2 separate regions of the Homo sapiens genome follow, and region 1 is linked to region 2. Evidence: read pairs that join two places in POLR2A ChIA-PET (ENCODE). Cell type or tissue: PC-9. All regions are shown on one strand. Each heading gives the region's core, and the rest is flanking DNA. Links, peaks and the distances in the headings are about the cores only. Region 1 has its middle 23 kb from the start of ZFP36L2. Region 2 has its middle 14 kb from the start of LINC02580.

Evidence for each region. ChIA-PET counts read pairs that join two places held together with the same protein. Peaks named below come from ENCODE experiments on the same cell type or tissue, not always from the same donor. Only the 100,000 strongest peaks of a DNase experiment are listed, where the experiment ranks them.
Region 1: POLR2A ChIA-PET joins it to region 2 with 7 read pairs; 9 of 35 experiments call an interaction of 5 or more read pairs at or near these places.

What each region holds. Positions count from the first base shown.
Region 1 is chr2:43,198,956-43,208,189 of GRCh38, forward strand. No RefSeq gene overlaps it. Among named protein-coding and RNA genes, the nearest start is that of ZFP36L2, 23 kb to the right of the region's middle. In PC-9, for the core only: no CTCF peak of the experiment used is centred there; no DNase peak of the experiment used is centred there; H3K27ac peaks cover 390 bases.
Region 2 is chr2:43,111,973-43,121,206 of GRCh38, forward strand. No RefSeq gene overlaps it. Among named protein-coding and RNA genes, the nearest start is that of LINC02580, 14 kb to the left of the region's middle. In PC-9, for the core only: no CTCF peak of the experiment used is centred there; a DNase peak (open chromatin) is centred at 4,649.

The DNA of each region.
Region 1 (9,234 bases), core at 2,705-5,204, 86 kb after region 2:
AGGGCAAGGGGCCCTGACTTTCTTTTTTTCTTTTCTTTTCCTTTTTTTTTTTTTTTTTTTTTGAGACAGAGTCTCGATCCCTTGCCCAGGCTGGAGTGCAGTGGCGCGGTATTGGCTCACTGCAACCTCAGCCTCCCGGGTTCAAGCAATTCTCGTGCCTCAGTCTCCCAAGTAGCTGGGACTATAGGTGTATGCCACCATGCCTGGCTAATTTTTGTATTTTTGGTAGAGATGGGTTTTCACCATGTTGGCCAAGCTGGTCTTGAACTCCTGACCTCAAGCGATCCGCCTGCCTTGGCCTCCCAAAGTGCTGGGATTACAGGTGTGAGCCACCACGGGGCCCTGACTTTCCATTTTAGACTGGACTCCACAAATTATGTATCAGCCCTGCCTTCTTCTCCTCCCATCAACCGTTCCTCAGCCCTACCTCCCCTCCAAACCCTCATGGACCAGGGAGAAGGTCTGGCGTGGGATGGCCAGCCCTACAGTCCAAGGAAAAGAAGCAGAGACCCTTTGACATCACGGGCCCAGGCCATATGTCACCAGAGAAAATGGGCACAGAACTGCCAGGGGACATGGAGAACGGAAAGAAGGAGAGCCCCTGGTTCTGTCTTGGAAGAAGACTCGGCTTCCGCCCCCAGGAGGCCCCATTCTAAAGGGGGAGGCCAAGCAGCTGGCCCCGGAAGGCCCTCATCTCCTGAGGGAGGCAGTTCTCTGCCAGGGCACCGTGGTGCCAGGGGCCAGCCCACACTTTGGGCTCACACTCTCCTTTCCTGGGACCCTTCCTAGGAGCAGCGGCAGGAGGATGTAGCTGTGCTGGGGCTGGAGAAGCAGGAGCTGGGTACCTCTCTACTCCTAACCCCAACCCTGCAGAGTTCCGACTCCCAAACATCCCTTTGTGCACCCACAAAGAGAAGCTTCTCCCCAACACACTCCACTGAAGGAAGGCGTTGCCTTTCCTATTTGTAAATAGCCTTGCTGAGGTGGGGCCCACGTGGGCATGCCCCTCTGGCGGCAGCCCCTGCAGTGCCGTCCTCCCTCCCTGGCTCCAGGGTATGTGGTGTGGCCTCCCTGGGGGCAGGGCCGTCCTTTCCCAGCCACAGCTGGAGGGCTGTGTCCTGTGGGCCCTGTGAGTCAGGCCCAATCCCCTCCCTGTAGCCAGCAAGCACTACAGTGACCTCAGCCTCTGCTCACCTGGTGAGCCTGCTTCCTGGTGGGGGCAGACAGAGCCAGGACCTGCAGGGACTGTGATCCTGCTGATACCTCAGGGCACCTGAGGCCTTTGGCCAGTCTTGGATCCCAGGGAGTAGAGTAGAGGAGGCAGGATGAGTGGGAGCCTGTCCACATCAGGTACCCGCCTTACCTCTGGGTATTTGCTAATGGGATCCCCTTTCCCAGCTTTCTTTTTTTCTTTGAGACGGAGTCCTGCTCTGTTGCCCAGGCTGGAATGCAGTGGCGCAATCTCAGCTCACTGCAACCTCCGTCTCCTGGGTTCAGGTGACTCTCCTGCCTCAGCCTCTGGAGTAGCTGGGATTACAGGCGCTCGCCACCATGCCCAGCTAATTTTTGTATTTTAATAGAGACAGGGTTTTGTCATGTTGGCCAGGCTGGTCTTGAACTCCTGACCTCAGGTGATCCACCTGCCTCGGCCTCCCAAAGTGCTGGGATTACAGGCATGAGCCATCGCACCCGGCCCCCTTGCCCAGCTTTCTGTGCTGGGCTATCTCCACTCACTCTGAAACAACTGACTTGAGACTCTCTTCTTTGTTTTTTTTAGACAAGATCTCCTCTGTTGCCCAGGCTGGAGTGCAGTGGTGCCATCGTGGCTCCCTCAACCTCCTGGTGGGCTCAGGTGATCCTCCCACCTCTCCCACATCAGCTTCTCCAGTGGCTGGGACCACAGGTGTGTACCACCTGGCTAAGTTTCAAAAATTTTTGTACAGACAGGGCCTCAGTATATTGCCCAGGCTGGTCTCAAACTCCTGGGCTCCAGTGATCCTCCTACCTTGGCCTCCCAAAGTGTTGGAATTATCGGCGTGAGCCACCATGCCTGGCTGAAACACTCTTTCCCTAAGAATCTTTCCTTGAAACTCAGCCTTCCCACGCTGCTACCTCGAGTGACCACTTAGCAAAGTATGTCTGTCTCTAGCCTGAACCACCCTGGGTTTTCTGAGGGCGGGCCTGTCATCTACTCCCCAAGACCCCTGGCAGGTCTGGAGCTAGGATCAAGTTTGCGGTGTGAGGGGCCGCAAGGAGCAGAGGGTAAGAGGCAGGTAGGAAGGAGTAGGGGACAGGCTGGGTTTCCTGTCTTCTGATGTGTCCAAAGTATGGGCTCCATCTGCCATAACAGTAAGTGCTGATTACCAGCCTGTGTGCCTACGGAGTGGGAATTCACGGATGGTGAACCTGGGGCTTGGCTGGACAAAGTGGACTGCTCAAGTCACACCAGTAAGAAGGTGCCTGTACGGCTGTAGCAGGCTAAGGTGATGTCTACGGCTCAGCGGCCCAACCCCAATATGTGCTGCATCCAGGTAGAGGCTGAACTAACTGAGGTCTTAAAGGCTCCAGGCCTGAGGATTTGAGCCTCCAAATGATTTTAGCTGAGGCTCCAACCAACCCCCAGCTGCTGCCCCCTGGACTGGCAGCCCCTCAACCCACTCCCCAGCAAGTGTCCTCCCTCTCACCAGTTCAACTGGCTCCCAGTTCAGCTGCAGAAACGGCCAAACCTCTCTGTGGAACCCAAACAGGAAGCTGGGGAGAAGGGAGCCAACGGCCAAGGACCTTTGAGGCTCCTCCAGGAAGTGTGAGGGGAGATGAGAGGGGTGAAGATGGGCCTGCTGTCTTGCAGCCCCCAACACTGGGAGCCGACCAAAGCCTGTCTCACTTCCTCATGCTGGGAAGGAGCTGAGCATCCCTTAACCCACCTCCCCGCTGGCATGGACCAGAAAGGGCCTTGGGGAGAGGGTCAAGAGGGGCTCTTTGGAACCCTTGCTCCTGGGTCACTTTTTTAAAAATAGACTTTGTGCCAGGTGTAGTAGCTCATGTCTGTAATCCCAGCACTTTGGGAGGCCAAGGTGGACAGATCACTTGATCCCCAGAGTTTGAGACCAGCCTGGGAAACCTGGTCTCTACAAAAAATACAAAAAGTAGCCCAGTGTGGTGGTGCATACTTGTAGTCCCAGCTACTTGGGAGGCTGAGGTGGGAAGGATCACTAGAGTCTGACAGGGTGAGGCTGCAGTGAGCCGTGATCATGCCATTGCACTCCAGCCTGCATGACAGAGCAAGACCCTATCTCAAAAAAAAAAAAAAAAAAAAAAAAAAGGCTTTCTTTTTTAGAGTTTTGGCTTCTCAGCAAAAGTGAGCAGAAACTATAGAATGCTCATATACCTCCTTCTTCCCCCATTATCCATATCTCCCACCAGAGTGGTTCATTTGTTGTAATCAATGAACCTACATTGACACATAGTATCACCCAAAGTCCATAGTTTGCATTAGGGCTCACTCTTGGCCTTGTATATTCTGTGGGTTTGGACAAATGTATAATGACATCATACACTGTTGTTTCACTGCCCTAAAATCCTCTGTGCTCCATCTACCCATTTCTCCCTCTTCTCAGCCCCAGAGGACCACCTTTTTACCGATCATCTTTTTACTGTCTCCATAGTTTTGCCTTTTCCCAAATGTCATATAGTTGAAATCATACAGCATGCGTAACTTTTCAGATTGCCTTCTTTCACTTTGTGATATGCACTGAAGTTTTTCCTCCATGTCTTTTCATGACTTGATAGCTCATTTCTTTTTTTTTTCTTTTTGAGATGGAGTCTCACTCTGTTGCCCAGGCTGGAGTGCAGTGGCGCAATCTCAGCTCACTGCAACCTCTGCCTCCTGGATTCAAATGATTCTCCTGCCTCAGCCTCCCTAGTAGCTGGGATTACAGGCACGCACCACCACACCCAGCTAATTTTTGTATTTTTATTAGAGATGGGGTTTTGCCATGTTGGCCAGGTTGGTCACGAACTCCTGACTTCAGGTGATCCGCCTGCCTTGGCCTCCCAAAGTGCCGGAATTACAGGTGTGAGCCACCACGCCCAATCAATAGCTCATTTCTTTTTAGCATTTAATAATATTTCATTGTCTGGATGTCCCGCAATTTATTTCTCCCTTAACTACTGGAGGACATCTTGGTTATGCTCATGTTTTGGCAATTATGAATAAAGCTACTATAAGTATCTGTGTGCAGTTTTTTGTGCAGCAGACATAAGTTTTCTTTCTTTCTTTCTTTCTTTTTTTTTTTTTTTGAGACAGGGTTTCACTCTGTAGCCCCAGCTGGAACGCAGTGGCACAGTCTTGGCTCACTGCAGCTTCTACCTCCCGGGCTCAAGTGATCCTCCCACCTCAGTCTCCTGAGCAGCTGGGACTACAGGCGCTTGCCACCGCACCCGGCTAATTTTTGCATTTTTTTTTGTGGAGACGGGGTTTCACCATGTTATTCAGGTTAGTTTCAAACTCCTGAGCTCAAGCAATCCGCCCGCCTCGGCCTCCCAAAGTGCTGGGATCACAGGCTGCGGGTCACTTTTAGGGCAGGCTTTTCCTCACATAATCCTGAGATCCTATTAACTTCATTTCTTATCAGCCCGCCCTTAAGGGGCGAGCACCAGGATGGAGAGACACCTGGCTCTCAGGCTCTATGCTGTCACCAGCTCACCATGTCCTTGGCAAGTCACTTTACCAACCTGGCCTTCAGTTTCTCAGCCTGTGAAATGGAGCTCACAGCACTTTTCCCGCCTCAGGGATGTATGGGGAGGTCTCTGTCCACTAGGGATGAGGGGCATGGCTTGGCGTGGTGGTCAGTGCAGGGGTGATTGACCCCAGAAACCACAGCCTGCCCCATCTGGGGCTGGGCCAGGAGCAATGGCAACCTAGGGAGCCTGTCTGGCCCGACCATGGGGATATGTGGGGTGTCATCTTTGCACCCCTGCAGCCCTGGGCATCCCCAGGCCCTCCAGGAGTAGCCAGCAAGGTGTGGCTCCTGCCCGGTCATCTGCCACAGGAATGGAGGGAGGCAGCTGTGAGCAGACATGGCAAGACTCATCAGAGAGCCCCTGGCCTGAGATCTCCTTCACCTCCGCCTTCCATCTGCCACAGGCCACGGCCAGAGGCTCAGGAAGAGGACAGGCAGTGGGGGGACATGCAAACTGTGGGCAAACCTCAGGCACACAGACAGAGGTCTTGTTTCGTGCCCCCTGAGTAAAGGAGCTGGTGCTTTGGGAGGCTTAGCTCAACAGGGAGAGAGCGCTCCAAAGCCTGAGGCCCCACCCAGGCCCCTCAGAGGCTGCCCAGCCAGTGGGTGGCTGGGCAGGACCCCCACCCCATGCAGTGACTCCTCCATCCCCTTCTGGGGTCCTTGGGCCTTTCAGCCTCTTGTCCGCAGCCAGGCCCTGCCCCCAACAGCAAGACCCAACAAACCCATAGCTGTTTCCTGCCAACTTCCATTACCTCTTTCTTCTTTGACACCACAGAAAAAGAACAGAAAGGCCCCTCATCCCAAGCACTCAGATAATATCTGTTGGACATTTAAAAAATAATAACAGGCTGGGTGCAGTGGCTCACACCTGTAATCCCAGCACTTTGGGAGGCCGAGGCAGGCGGATCATTAGGTCAGGAATTTGAGACCAGCCTGACCAACATGACGAGAATCTGTCTCCACAAAAATACGAAAATCTGTCTCTACAAAAATACAAAAATTAGCCGGGCGTAGTGGCGCATGCCTGTAATCCCAGCTACCGGGAGGTACCAGAATTGCTTGAATCCGGGAGGCAGAGGTTGCAGTGAGACGAGATTGCGCCGCTGCACTCTAGCCTGGGCGACAGAGCGAGACTCTGTCTCAAAAATAAAATATAATAAAAAATAATAACAATATATTCACATGGTAGGAAAGTCAAACAAAAAGTATAAAATGAAGATAAAACTCTCCCCTCTTTTCCCAACCTTTCATTGAAGGTGACCGCTTAATAGTTTCTCAGGTAGCCTGCCAGAAAAAAATGTCATGCCCACGCTAGTGTATATGTATACATGTGTGTCTGTTAAAGACAATGTTCAGCCGAAGAGGTGGTGCTGTAACACATGGTTCTTTCCTTGCTCTTTTTTTTTTTGACAGGGTCTCGCTCTGTCCCCCAGGCTGGAGTGCAGTGGTACAATCTCTGCTCACTGCAACCTCCACCTCCTGGGTTAAAGCAATTCTCCCACTTCAGCCTCCCAAGTAGCTGGGACTACAGGTGTGTGCCACCATGCTCGGCTACTTTTTGTATTTTTGGTAGAGATGGGGTTCCATCTCTACGGAACCCCGTCTCTACCAAAGTTCTTTGGCCAGACTGGTCTTGAACTCCTGGCCTCAAGTGACTCGCCCGACTCAGCCTCCCATAGTGCTGGGATTACAGGCATGAGCTACCTCACCCAGTCTTTCAAGCTCTTTTAACTTTACCTGACAGCTTAAACATCCTTCTGACCACACAAAATCTACCATTTCACAGACATGCTGCCATGGGGCTGGTCTCCTGTAAACAGGCCACCTGGTGATCAGGCTCTTGTTAGGGAATTTTATTTTATTTTATTTTATTATTGTATTTTATTTGAGACAGAGTTTCACTGTGTGGCTCAGGCTGGAGTGAAGTGGTGTAGTGCAGTCTCAGCTCACTGCAACCTCCACGTCCCAGACTCAGATGATCCTCCCATCTCAGCCTCCCAAGTAGCTGGGACTACAGGCACGTACCACCATGCCCAGCTAATTTTTCTATTTTTAGTAGAGACGGGGTTTCTCCATGTTGCCCAGGCTGGTCTCAAACTCCTGGGCTCAAGCGATTCTCCCACCTCAGCCTCCCAGAGTGCTGGGATTATAGGCGTGAGCCACTGTGCCCGGCTGGAGGTAGAAATTTTAAAAGGACAGTGTGGCCTAATAAATGGGCTTCCTATACCCCTCTGGAACTCAGTGACTATTTGATGAGCACAACATTTCCCCTCCTGTATCTCCAGGGAAGAGTAACGATAAGGGAATAATAGATGAGGAAACAAGGCGCAGTGATTGAGGACCTGGCCCTAGACCACACACTGCAGGACCTCCAGGATGGAAGGGAGCAGCCCAGAGACTGTGCTCTGGGACATGGTGGGGGGTGCGATTGCTGTAGGAGGGCAGGAGCCTGGAGGAGTTTCCAGGGACAGGAGGGCTGGGCTGGAGGAGGCTGGCTGAGAAGGAGCTAGGGGTGAATAGGGGCCAAGGGAAGTGAAGGGACTTCCCAAACTGGATAAGGTACAGGTGCAAGAGTCACTCACCCCTCCTGGGCAGGGCGAGGGGTCTCAAGCCCTCTGCATCCCTCTTCCTCCATGGAGCCCCACGCAAAGAGGCTCTCTGTGTACTCCGACTTCACTAGAAGAAGTGACCATGGGAAAATCTGCAGGGATGGTGCCCACCAGGGGTGTGGGGCAAGGCACTGACATGACTTAGTGCCACTGTGTGCCAGGCAAGGTGTATTTTATGTATTATATGCCATTTAATCCTTGCACAAGAGACTATTTTACTGCTGAGGGAGGCTGGCCATTCCAGTTCATGGGAGCCATTCCAGTTCCCCATTCCCCAGGATGCATGAAGGTGGGGACTACATGGGCCCAGTGAAGGGGAGCCAGAGGGAAGAAGACGCCACCATCCTGGGCCCTGAAGACCTCTGAGGCCAGTGGCTCCAGCTTGCTCTGAGGAGGACGTTCTCCACCCGAGGGCCCATGGCCCCAGATCCAGCCTCAGGGCACCTCTCCCCTGCTGCCCTGTGCTTGGGCCAGGACCACAGCAACACCTGAGTCATCTCACCTTCTATCTCTCTGGTTTTCACTCACCTGCCTCCCCAGCTTGGGTTTCTTTGTGAAGAGAATTTTCTCTCTCCCTCCCATCTGTGCGCTCCCAGGGAAGCACAGCCTGCCTGGTGACAGCTTCTTTCAAGAATGCTCAGGGATGGCCAGGCGCGGTGGCTCACGCCTGTAATCCCAACATTTGGAGAGACCGAGGCGGGAGGATCACTTGAGGCCAGAAGTTCGAGACCAGCCTGGCCAACATGGTGAAACCCCGTCTCTACTAAGAATACAAAAAAAAAAATTAGCCGGGCATAGTGGTGTGTGTCTGTAATCCCAGCTACTCGGGAGGCCGAGGCAGGAGGATGGCTCGAGCCCGTGAGGTGGAGGTTGCAGTGAGCCAAGATTGTGCCACTGCACACCAGCCTGGACAAGAGAGCAAGACTCTGTCTTAAAAAAAAAAAAAGAAAAAGAAAAAGAAAAAGAAAAAAAGAATGCTCAGGGAAGGATTCCAAGGTCAAGGGGGTCCTGAACCTCCAGCTCATGAGAAGCCCCTAGGGCAGAGCCTTGGCTGCAGAGTCTCTGGGTCAGAGCCTGGCCTTCCTAGAGCTGAGCAGTCCACCTGGGCTACAAGACACCTCCTACTTCAACTGTGGGCTCCCCTGCCACAGGTTTACCTGAAGTTGAACTTGGAGCGAAAGGATCTTAGGGTCAAAAGAGGAGAAAGTATAGGACTCATCTCCCACCCTTGGACAAAGCTGGTGGGTTACAGGAGCCCCAGCCTCCCAAGCCTGGGGCTATGCATACCTGGTCCCTGCACAGCCCCAAGGAGCTGGCCTGCCCTGTCCACCTTCTTCCTCTGAAATCCACCTGAGCTTGGGGATTTCTGCACTGTGATGAGGTCAGTGAGGGGAGGCTGGGCTGTGGGCAGGTATAATCCCGGAAGCCTTTCTGCAAGAGGTAGCATGATTCAGCCAAAGGCATCGGGAGGACATTAGGGCAAGGGCATAACAGCATCAGGGTAAAGGTGCCTGGCATGAGTGTGCAGTGGCAGGAGGGTGGAGATCATGCAGTCATTCCCTCAAGTATTTGTTGAGCACGATGAAAAAGACCCCTCCTCTCCCCCTCCCCAAATCCCTGCAGCTGACATTTTAGTGGGAGACAGACAATGAAGACAAATCTGTAAACTCTATAGTGTGCTGACTGGTGAGGAGGCTGTGGAGAAACAGCAGAAGAGGGGAGTAGTGGAGGGCGGGGAGCTGCTGCAATGTTAGCTACGGGTCAGTAGGGGCTGCAGGAGGGCAGGGCCAGGTGCAGGGGCCTTGCCTGGGATGCCAGGTGCAGAAGCTAGGACTTGACCATGAGAGCAGACAGGAGTGAGGTGACAGAAGTGGGCTTTG
Region 2 (9,234 bases), core at 3,375-5,874:
TCGAGAGAAAGCCAGAAGCCCACACCAACATTTTGCATTCAAGACTGTGGGGCTTATGGAAGGCCAGTGGACAGAGCCCTCCCAAACATCGAGAGCCTGCTGGATCGTAAATATCAGTTGCACCCAAGTTTCTGCAAAAGTCAGAGGGCAAGAGGTGTTGCAGGGAAGGGCCCAGGTTAAACAAAGGCTGCACATTGTGGGTGATGGACACTCCACAACCAAGCTCAAGACACTCCTGTGGGTCCCTCCTGACATCAATGAGTGAGCAATGCAGAGCCCAACACTCCCTGCCTGAGCACAGGCCAAGCTGATTTGGGCCAGGGATACCTGCTGGGCACAGCCATATGTGCCCCCGTCACTTCCCCAGGAAACCAGCAGGCAGGCGTTATCAGGGACAAAACAGAACCCAGGAACTTGTCCACTGTTGAGCTCCTGAGCACTTCACAGCAGGGCCGGGAAGAATGGATGGACTGTGACTCTCTGGTACTCAAGACACTGAAGCCTGGCCAGGCGCAGTGGCTCATGCCTATAATTCCAACACTTTGGGAGGCTGAGGTGGGTGGATCACTTGAGGTCAGGAGTTCGAGACCAGCCTGGCCAACATGATGAAACCCCGTCTCTACTAAAAATACAAAAATTAGCCTGATGTGGTGGTGCGTGCCTGTAATCCCAGCTACTCGGGAGGCTGAGGCAGGGGAATTCCTTGAACCCAGGAGGCGGAGGTTGCAGTGAGCCGAGATCACACCACTGCACTCCAGCCTGGGTGACAGAGTGAGACTCCATCTCAAAAAAAAAAAAAAAAAAAGACAATGAAGCCCCATCTCCTTTGATTGGATACACAGGACAGTTCCTTTAGAAGAGGGACAGGAGTGTCCGAGCCACAGGAAAGCTTTTCTCATCATGAGCAATACACCCAGGCTCAGCCCCAGGAAATCTGATGACTCAGGACACAGACATGTTTAACCAGGTGCTAGGGATAAGCTGTGCCTGAGCCCACTGTAAGGGTAAGGCCCATTCTCTGCCCTCATGGGGCTTACAGTCTATAAAACGGCACAGAGGTAGAAACACTTCAGTGTGTCTTCACAAGTCACTCCTAGAAAACCAAGAAAGGTACAGGAGGAAAGAGGGAGGTACCTACCAAATAGATGCAGAAGCTAACCACTTCTTCTCTCTTACCCACTGCTACTACCATCATCTCTGGCCTGGATGAAGGCAAAGGGTCCAGAACACAGCACCCCTGCTCCTACTACAGGGACTTGGCGCCTGTTGTTCCCTCTGCCCTTCCTGAAGTATCCTCATGTTTTAGCATCTTCATGTCTTTGCTCAAATATCCCTTCTCAATGAGGCCACCCAAGTAAAGTTCACAACAATGCCCCTCTCTCTGGCAGTCCACAAACATGTAATTATGTGCAATACAAGAGGCTTTGCTCACTGGCTCTGCACAGCCCACTCTCTTCAGAAACTTAGGACAAATTCCCCATTGGCCTTGGCCAGAGGCTATTTCTGTGGCTCACAAAAGTGTACCCAGAAGGAGCCTTCCTGCCACCCATTCAGCCAGTGCATGGGATCAAGCTTGGTTCCTTCAGCTTGCTTACCCCAAGGCTGGTCCTGTCCCCTCCTGGAGAAATCCCAGCAGAGCCTGGACAGCCTTTCTGTCCCCTCTCCTCCACCTTGACCAAAAGGCCTAGTCCCAGATGGACCCTGGGAGCCTGGCCTGGAGCAGTTCAAGTTCCTGTCCAGGAAGATATGTCTCTCTTTACCAGGCTCCAGAATGTAATATTTAGGATGTAGAAATCAGCTCTGACCTGTTACAGCAGGACTGAGAAGCTTATCACCAAAACTCCCTTTCCCTTCTCCCTAGGCACCCATCTAGACTACAGTTCCAGCTCCCTTGCTATCCAGGGTGGCCAGTGGAGTGTGAGCAGAAACAATGTGTCTCGCTTCTGGCCTAAGGATGTTAGGCAGATGTGCCTCATCCACCTCTCTTTCCCCCGCTGCCTGACCTCATGGCCTAGAGACAGCAGAGCCATAAGGTGGAAGGAGCCTGGGTGCCTGAATCTCCACTCAGAGGAAGGCTGCCTGCCAATCACAGCATCTGAGCCTTTATGTGAGTGAAAAAAGAAACTTTGTGAGCAGCCCACATTTGGGAAATTGGCTACGACATGAATTTGGTGCTTAAAATTAAATTTCACCCTGCTCACTCCAACACTGCTCTGTCCCCTCCCCTAATTGCATTTCTCACCTGAACAATGTTCCCTCCTCCCCACCCATACCAGACCTCCAGTGAAGGCTGAGCAACTTATGGATGAATAATTTCTGCTCTTAGGCTCTGTGAGCTGATGTTGAAGGCAGACTGGCAGGGAGGGAAGGCTCCTCCCACCACCTGCCTATAAGCCTGGTTTCAAAGTATGTGGATTTGGGCAAGATTCCAATCTTGCAGACTCAGCTTCCTCAACCTTAAAAATGGAACAATAGCATCTGCCCAGGCTACTTCACAGAGGAAAAGATCAGGAAGCTTGATATGCAGGAGCAGCTGCTCTGAGCAGATCCTCTACAAATATCATCTCACATCACTTATCTCAGATGGGCAAACTGAAGCATATAGGGGCTTAAAAGTAACCTGTCCAAGTTCATGCAATTGGTAAGTAGTGGCCCCCAGCCCTAACTTGGTCTTCCCCATCATCTCTCTATAATCAGATGGCACCACCACCCACCTGGCTACTCAACCCAGAAACCTCAGGTCATCCCTGCTCCTCTCTTGTCCTCACCTCCTATAGACAATTGGGCACCAAAGTCCGGTTTTTTGCCTTAATAAATCATTCTCCAATCTTGCCCTTTCCTCCATGTCTGTTGCCACCACCCTAGTCCAAGGCCCCCGCATGCCTCTCCTGAATCCTGCAGGAGCATCCTTGCCAGTCCCCATGCTAGTCTTCTTCCACTCCACCACGCTCACCCCCATGGCAGCCTCGAGCACCTTTTTGGAAATGCAAATCTAGCCATGCCAACTCCCAGGTTAAGCCAGCTCAATGGCTTCCCACTGCTCTTATGACAAAGACCTGGGCATGGTCTGCCCGGCCTGTGCCATCCAGCCTCTTCTCGAGCCCCTCCCACTCTGCTCCTCCTCTCTCCGTTTCAGTCATGGCAGCCTTCTTCCAGTCCCCTGAACACCCACCAGCTTCCTCCTTGGTAGAAGCATTCTTTGCACATGCTGTTTCTTCTGCATGGAACACCCTTCCTCCCCATCTTCACCTGGTTGACTCCTAATCACCCTTTTTGTATCTCAGGTCTGGTGTCACTTCTTCAAAAACTTTTCCCTGACCTCTTGACTAGGAGACATCCTCCTAGAGCACTCATTGCTGCTATTATTTTATGTCTCTTCGAGTAATTATTTGAGGAATATGTCTCCCTTACATGATTTTAAGCTCCTTCAGGACGAGAACCATGTGCATTTTGCTCACCATTGAAACCCAGTGGATGTGGAAATCAGTAGACACAGTGTCCAGCACATAGCAGAACTTGAATATTGGCTGAATGAATGAATCAGTGAAAGCTAGAATTGAAATCTAAGTCTTCATGACTCCTCTGCAAATTGCTGTGGGGAATTGTATTTGTCTGCTTGGGCTGCCGTAACAAAATAGCACAGATTGAGTGGCTTAAACAGGAATTTGTTTTCTCACACTTCTGGAGGCTGGAAGTCCAAGATCAAAATGCCAGCACGGGGCTACATATGGTGGCTCATGCCTGTAATCACAGCACTTTGGGAGGCTGAGGCAGGTGGATCACTTGAGTTTAGGAGTTCAAGACCAGCCTGGGCAACAGGTGAAACCCCCATCTCTACCAAAAAATACAAAAAAATTAGCCAGGTGTGGTGGGCACCTGTAATTCCAGCTACTCGGGAGGCTGAGGAAGGAGAATCACTTAAACCCAGGAGGCAGAGGTTGCAGTGAGCTGAGTTCACACCACTGCACTCCAAACCCGGGGACAGAGTAAGACTCTGTCTCAAAAAAAAAAAAAAGAAAATGCCAGCAGAGTTGGTTTCTGATAAGGCCTCTCTCCTTGAATTGCTCCTTCTCACTGTGCCCTCTCACAGTCTCTTCCCTCGGGGCATGCATGCAGAGAGGAGGGCTGTGGCGCTTCCTCCTTTTCTATAAGGACACCAATTTATCAGATTAGGACCCCACACTGAGAACCTCATTTAACCTTTTTTGTTTGTTTGTTTTGTTTGTTTTTGAGATGAAGTCTCACTCTGTCATCCAGGCTGGAGTGCAGTGGCGCCATCTCACCTCACTGCAACCTTTGCCTCCCGGGCTCAAGAGATTCTCCCACCTCAGCCTCTTGAATAGCTGGGACCATGGGCAAGCCCCACCACACCCGGCTAATTTTTGTATTTTTAGTAGAAACAGGGTTTAGCCATGTTGGCCAGGCTGGTCTCGAACCCTTGACCTCAAGTGATCTGCCTGCCGCCTCCCAAAGTGCTGGGATTACAGGCATGAGCCACCACACTCAGCCTCATTTAACCTTAATTACTTCCTCAAAGGCCTTATCACCAAATAGGGTCACACTGGGAGTCAGAGCTTTCACATGTGAATCTGGTGGGGAGATACAATTTACTCCAAGACATTCCATCCTCTGGCCCCATAAAATTCATGTTCTTCTCTCATGCAAAATTCATTCAGCCCATCCCAGCAACCCCAGACGTTTTAACCCATTCCAACATCAATTCCAAGTCCAAAGTCTCACTGAATATCTAAACCAGGTATGGGTGAGACTTGAGGTATGTTTCATCCTGAGGCAAAATTCTCTCCAGCTGTGAACCTATGAAACCAGACAAGCTTATGTGCTTCCAAAATACGATGGTGGGGAGGCATAGAATAGACATCCTTATTCCAAAAGGGAGAAATTGGAAAGAAGAAAGGGGCAATGGATCCCAAACAAATCCAAAACCTAGCAAGGAAAATTCCATTAGATCTGCAATCCATTAGGCTGTAGTCCCAGCACTTTGGGAGGCCAAGGCAGAAGGATTACTTGAGCTCAGGAGTCCAAGACCATCCTGGGCAACATGGCGAAACTCTGTCTCTACAAAAAATACAAAAATTAGCCAGGTATGGTGGTGCATGCCTGTATTCCCAGCTACTCGGGGGTAGGGGTGCTGAGGCAGGAGGATTGCTTGAGCCCAGAAGGTCAAGGTTGCAGTTAGCCATGATCACACCACTGCATCCTAGCCTGGGTGACAGAAGGAGACCCTGTCTCAAAAAAACAAAAAATAATGAATAATCCTCTTTGGCTGAATGCTGTGCCCACTGGGGCAGCTTCATCACCCCCACCACCCTAGGTGGTAGATCCCATTCTGCAGCTCTGCTAGTCACCTTGCCCCTGAGGCACTGGGCAACATTTCGGCCCACTGAAACCAAGAAGGTGGCCCCGCTCTCTGAAAGCAGGAAAAAACAACCAAGCCCCTGGGCCTGGGGTGTGAATGGCAGCCCTGATAATCTCCAAATTGTCTTCAGGGGTCATTCTTCCCTTTTCTTGAAGGATAACGTATGTTCAAAGCTGGATAACTCTATTGTCCTGTCCTGTAGAATCCCAGAAGTCCAACAGCCTTCTTTCATTCTGTTCCATTTTCTCTGTTTTCTTTAGTCCCAGCTGGAAGTGTTTCTGCTAATATAATCCCATCTCTATTCCTGGCTTCAACTGAGATGGTTGATTAAGTTCGTGGGAATCTTTTTATGGAGTGATTGTCCAGACAGGCCTTTGGTATTTGCACCAAGCAGAGAAACGTGTTTTCTCTCTTTTTGAAATATGGACAGGCTGAGCATTTCCAAATCTTTAAATTCTGGTTCCTTTTTGCATAACAATTCCTTCAACTTATCTCTTTCCTCTTGCATTTTATTATAAGCAGTAAGGAGAAACCAGGCTACACTTTCACCACTTTGCTTAGAAATCTCCTGTGCTAAATATCCAAGGTCATCACTCCCAAGTTTTACCTTGACTGAACACAATTCAGCCAAGTTCTTTACTACTTTATAACAAGGATTGCCTTTTTACCAGTTTCCAACATCATGCTCCTCATTTCTGAGACCTTACCATAAGTACATTTAATGTTCATATTTCTACCAACATTCTGTTTATGATGATATATGTATTCTCTTAGATGATAGAAACTTTTTCTACAACTCTTTCCTTTCTGAGCCTTCACCAGAATCACGTTTAATGTTTGTATTTCTACCAACAGTCTCTTCAAGGCATTCTAGGCTTTTTCTAACATGCACCTCAAAACTCTTCAGTCTTTGCCCATTACCTAATTCCAAAGCCACTTCCACATTTTTAGGTATTTGTTATAGTAGCATCCACTCTTGGTAGCAAAATCTATATTAGTCAGGGTTCTCTGGAGAAACAGAACCTATAGGAGATATATACATCTCCTATGTATACATAGATGGTCCCCAACTTATGATGGTTCAGAATTATGATGTTTTTCACTTCATGATAGTGCAAAAGCAATACACATTCAGTAGAAACCATTCTTCAAATTTTCAGTTTGGATCTTTTCCTGGGCTAGCGGTATGTGGTATGATATTCTCTCATGATGCTGGGCAGCAGCAGTGAGCTGCAGCTCCCAGTCAGTCATACAATTATGAGGTTAAATAACTGATATTCTACAGTTTACTGTATTGCCCGATGATTTTTGCCCAACTGTAGGCTAATGTAAGTGTTCCGAGCACATTTACATTAGGCAGGCCAAGCTGTGATGTTTGGTAGGTTAGGTGTATTCAGTACATTTTTGACTTATGATATTTTCAACTTACGATGGGTTTACTGAGATATATCCCCATCATAAGTCAAGGAACATGTGTGTGTGTGTGTGTGTGTGAGAGAGAGAGAGAGAGAGAGAGAGAGAGTATGAGGTATTGGTTCAAGCAATTATGGAGGGTGGCAAGTTCAAAATCGGTAGAGCCAATGTCCCAGTTTCCATGTGAAGGCCAGCAGGCTACTGCAGAATCAGGAAGAGCTGATGTTCCAATTTTAGGTTTGTCAGGCAGAATTCTCTTTTATTTAGGGCAGGGTCAACCTTTTGTTCTATTTAAACTTTCAACTGATTGGATGAGGCCCACCTGCATCATGGAGGGCAATCTGCTTTACTTAGTCTACAGATTTAAATGTTAATCCCATTCAAAAACACCCTCATAAAACACCCAGAATAATGTTTGACCAAATATCTGGACACTTCATGAACCAGTCAAGTTGACACATAAGATTAACCATCATAGGAATCATACCAGAAGATAGATGTGATCAAGGCTTAATGAGTATCCAAGACCAATGTAAGAGATTAGCACCAGGGCTAGAATTGTGATTTGCCATTCAGTCATTTCATACACATTTACTACACACATATTACTAGTATCTCAGTTATCTATTGCTGTGTAACAAATCACACCAAAATGTAGTGGCTTAAAACAGCAATGATTTATTATTTCTCATGATTTTGCGGATCAGGAATTTGGGTAGGGCTCAGCTGGTTGGTTCTTCTGCTCCAGGTGGCATCTTAGTGCCACTTATTCAACTGAGTTAGCCTAGAAAGTCCAAAATGGCTGCACTAAAATATCTGATGCCTTAGCTCCTCCACATGGCCTCTCTGTCTCCATGTGCTGTCTCATCATTCATGAATCTACCCACACTTCTTTTCAGCTAGGTGGCTAGATTCCTTGAGAGCATTCCAATAGAACAAGCCGCAAGAGGAGAAGCAAGTGCTTATTAGATCTATACTTGCATCATGCTTATCAATGTTACATTGTCCACAGCAAGTTACATGCTCAAGCCCGTGAGGGGAAGACAACGATACAAGGGCATGAATGCCAAAAGATATTATTCACTGGGAGCCACCAATATAACAGTTCACCCCAAGATATGAGGGGACACTACTCCTGACTCTTGTCCTCAAGTATCTCACAGACCAGTACAGCACTTCTGAAATGTGTTAGAGATCACAGAATTCTCAACATCATTCATGCATTCAGCAAGCCCTAATATGAATTCCTGACATCTGATAAAGTGTCCCATTTTGTAAAGGCAGATTATCATATGATGATAAGTGTAGTCACATATTTATACTTTTCATACATATATTAATACATTTTTTAACATAATTTTTTGAGATGGAGTCTCGCTCTGTCACCCAGGCTGGAGTGCAGTGGCATGATCTCGGCTCACTGCAAGCTCTGCCTCCCGGGTTCACGCCATTCTCCTGCCTCAGCCTCCAGAGTAGCTGGGACTACAGGGGCCTGCCACCACGCCCGGCTAATTTTTTGTATTTTTAGTAGAGACGGGGTTTCACCGTGTTAGGCAGGATGGTCTTGATCTCCTGACCTCGTGATCTGCCCGCCTCGACCTCCCAAAGTGCTGGGATTATAGGCGTGAGCCACTGCGCCCGGCCTCAACATAAATTTTAAACTAAAAATGTTACTAGTTTTGGCCAAGCACAGCAACTCACACCTATAATCTCAGCACTTTGGGAGGCCAAGTCAGGAGGATTGCTTTTAGCTCAGGAGTTTGAGACCAGCCTGGGCAACATAGTGAGACCCCGTCTCTACAAAAAAATATAAAAATTAGCCAGGCATGGTGGCATGCACCTGTAGTCCTAACTACTCAGGAGGATGAGGTGGGAGGATCACTTGAGCCTAGGAGGTCAAGGTTGCAGTGAGCCATGATTGGGCCACTGCACTCCAGCCTGGGAGACAGAGCAAGACCCTGTCTCAAAAAGAAAAAAAAAATTACTAATTTTGTGTGTTTGTGGGAGGAGACTTTTTACATTCCATGGTACGGTAACGTTGCTCAAAAAGTTCTGGAAATGCTGGCCTGGTAGGAATTTAAAGCTTATAGAGAAGGGCTTTAGGTGTCTAGGACCATAAATGCAGGCTGCCCACAGTGGATCAGACACAGTTTGTTCCAGAGGAATGGAAAGCCCTCCTTTCTGTGGGACTGCCTGTGTCCCTTGTGTCCCTTGGCCTTGAGTGATGGGAGGTCAGGAGCATCATTGCTACACCACCTGAGGAGTGTCTGGGACAGCCCCTGTCAGTCGACTCCAACACATTCTACTGCATCAACACTGACCCTCTGTCACCTGGCGCGAAAGAATCCCATGTCTTACACACTGGGCAACACCCACCCCACTCTACCCCACCCCATCTCACTGCACTTCAGAATGATTGTGGCTATCAAGAGGCAGTTTTCAAG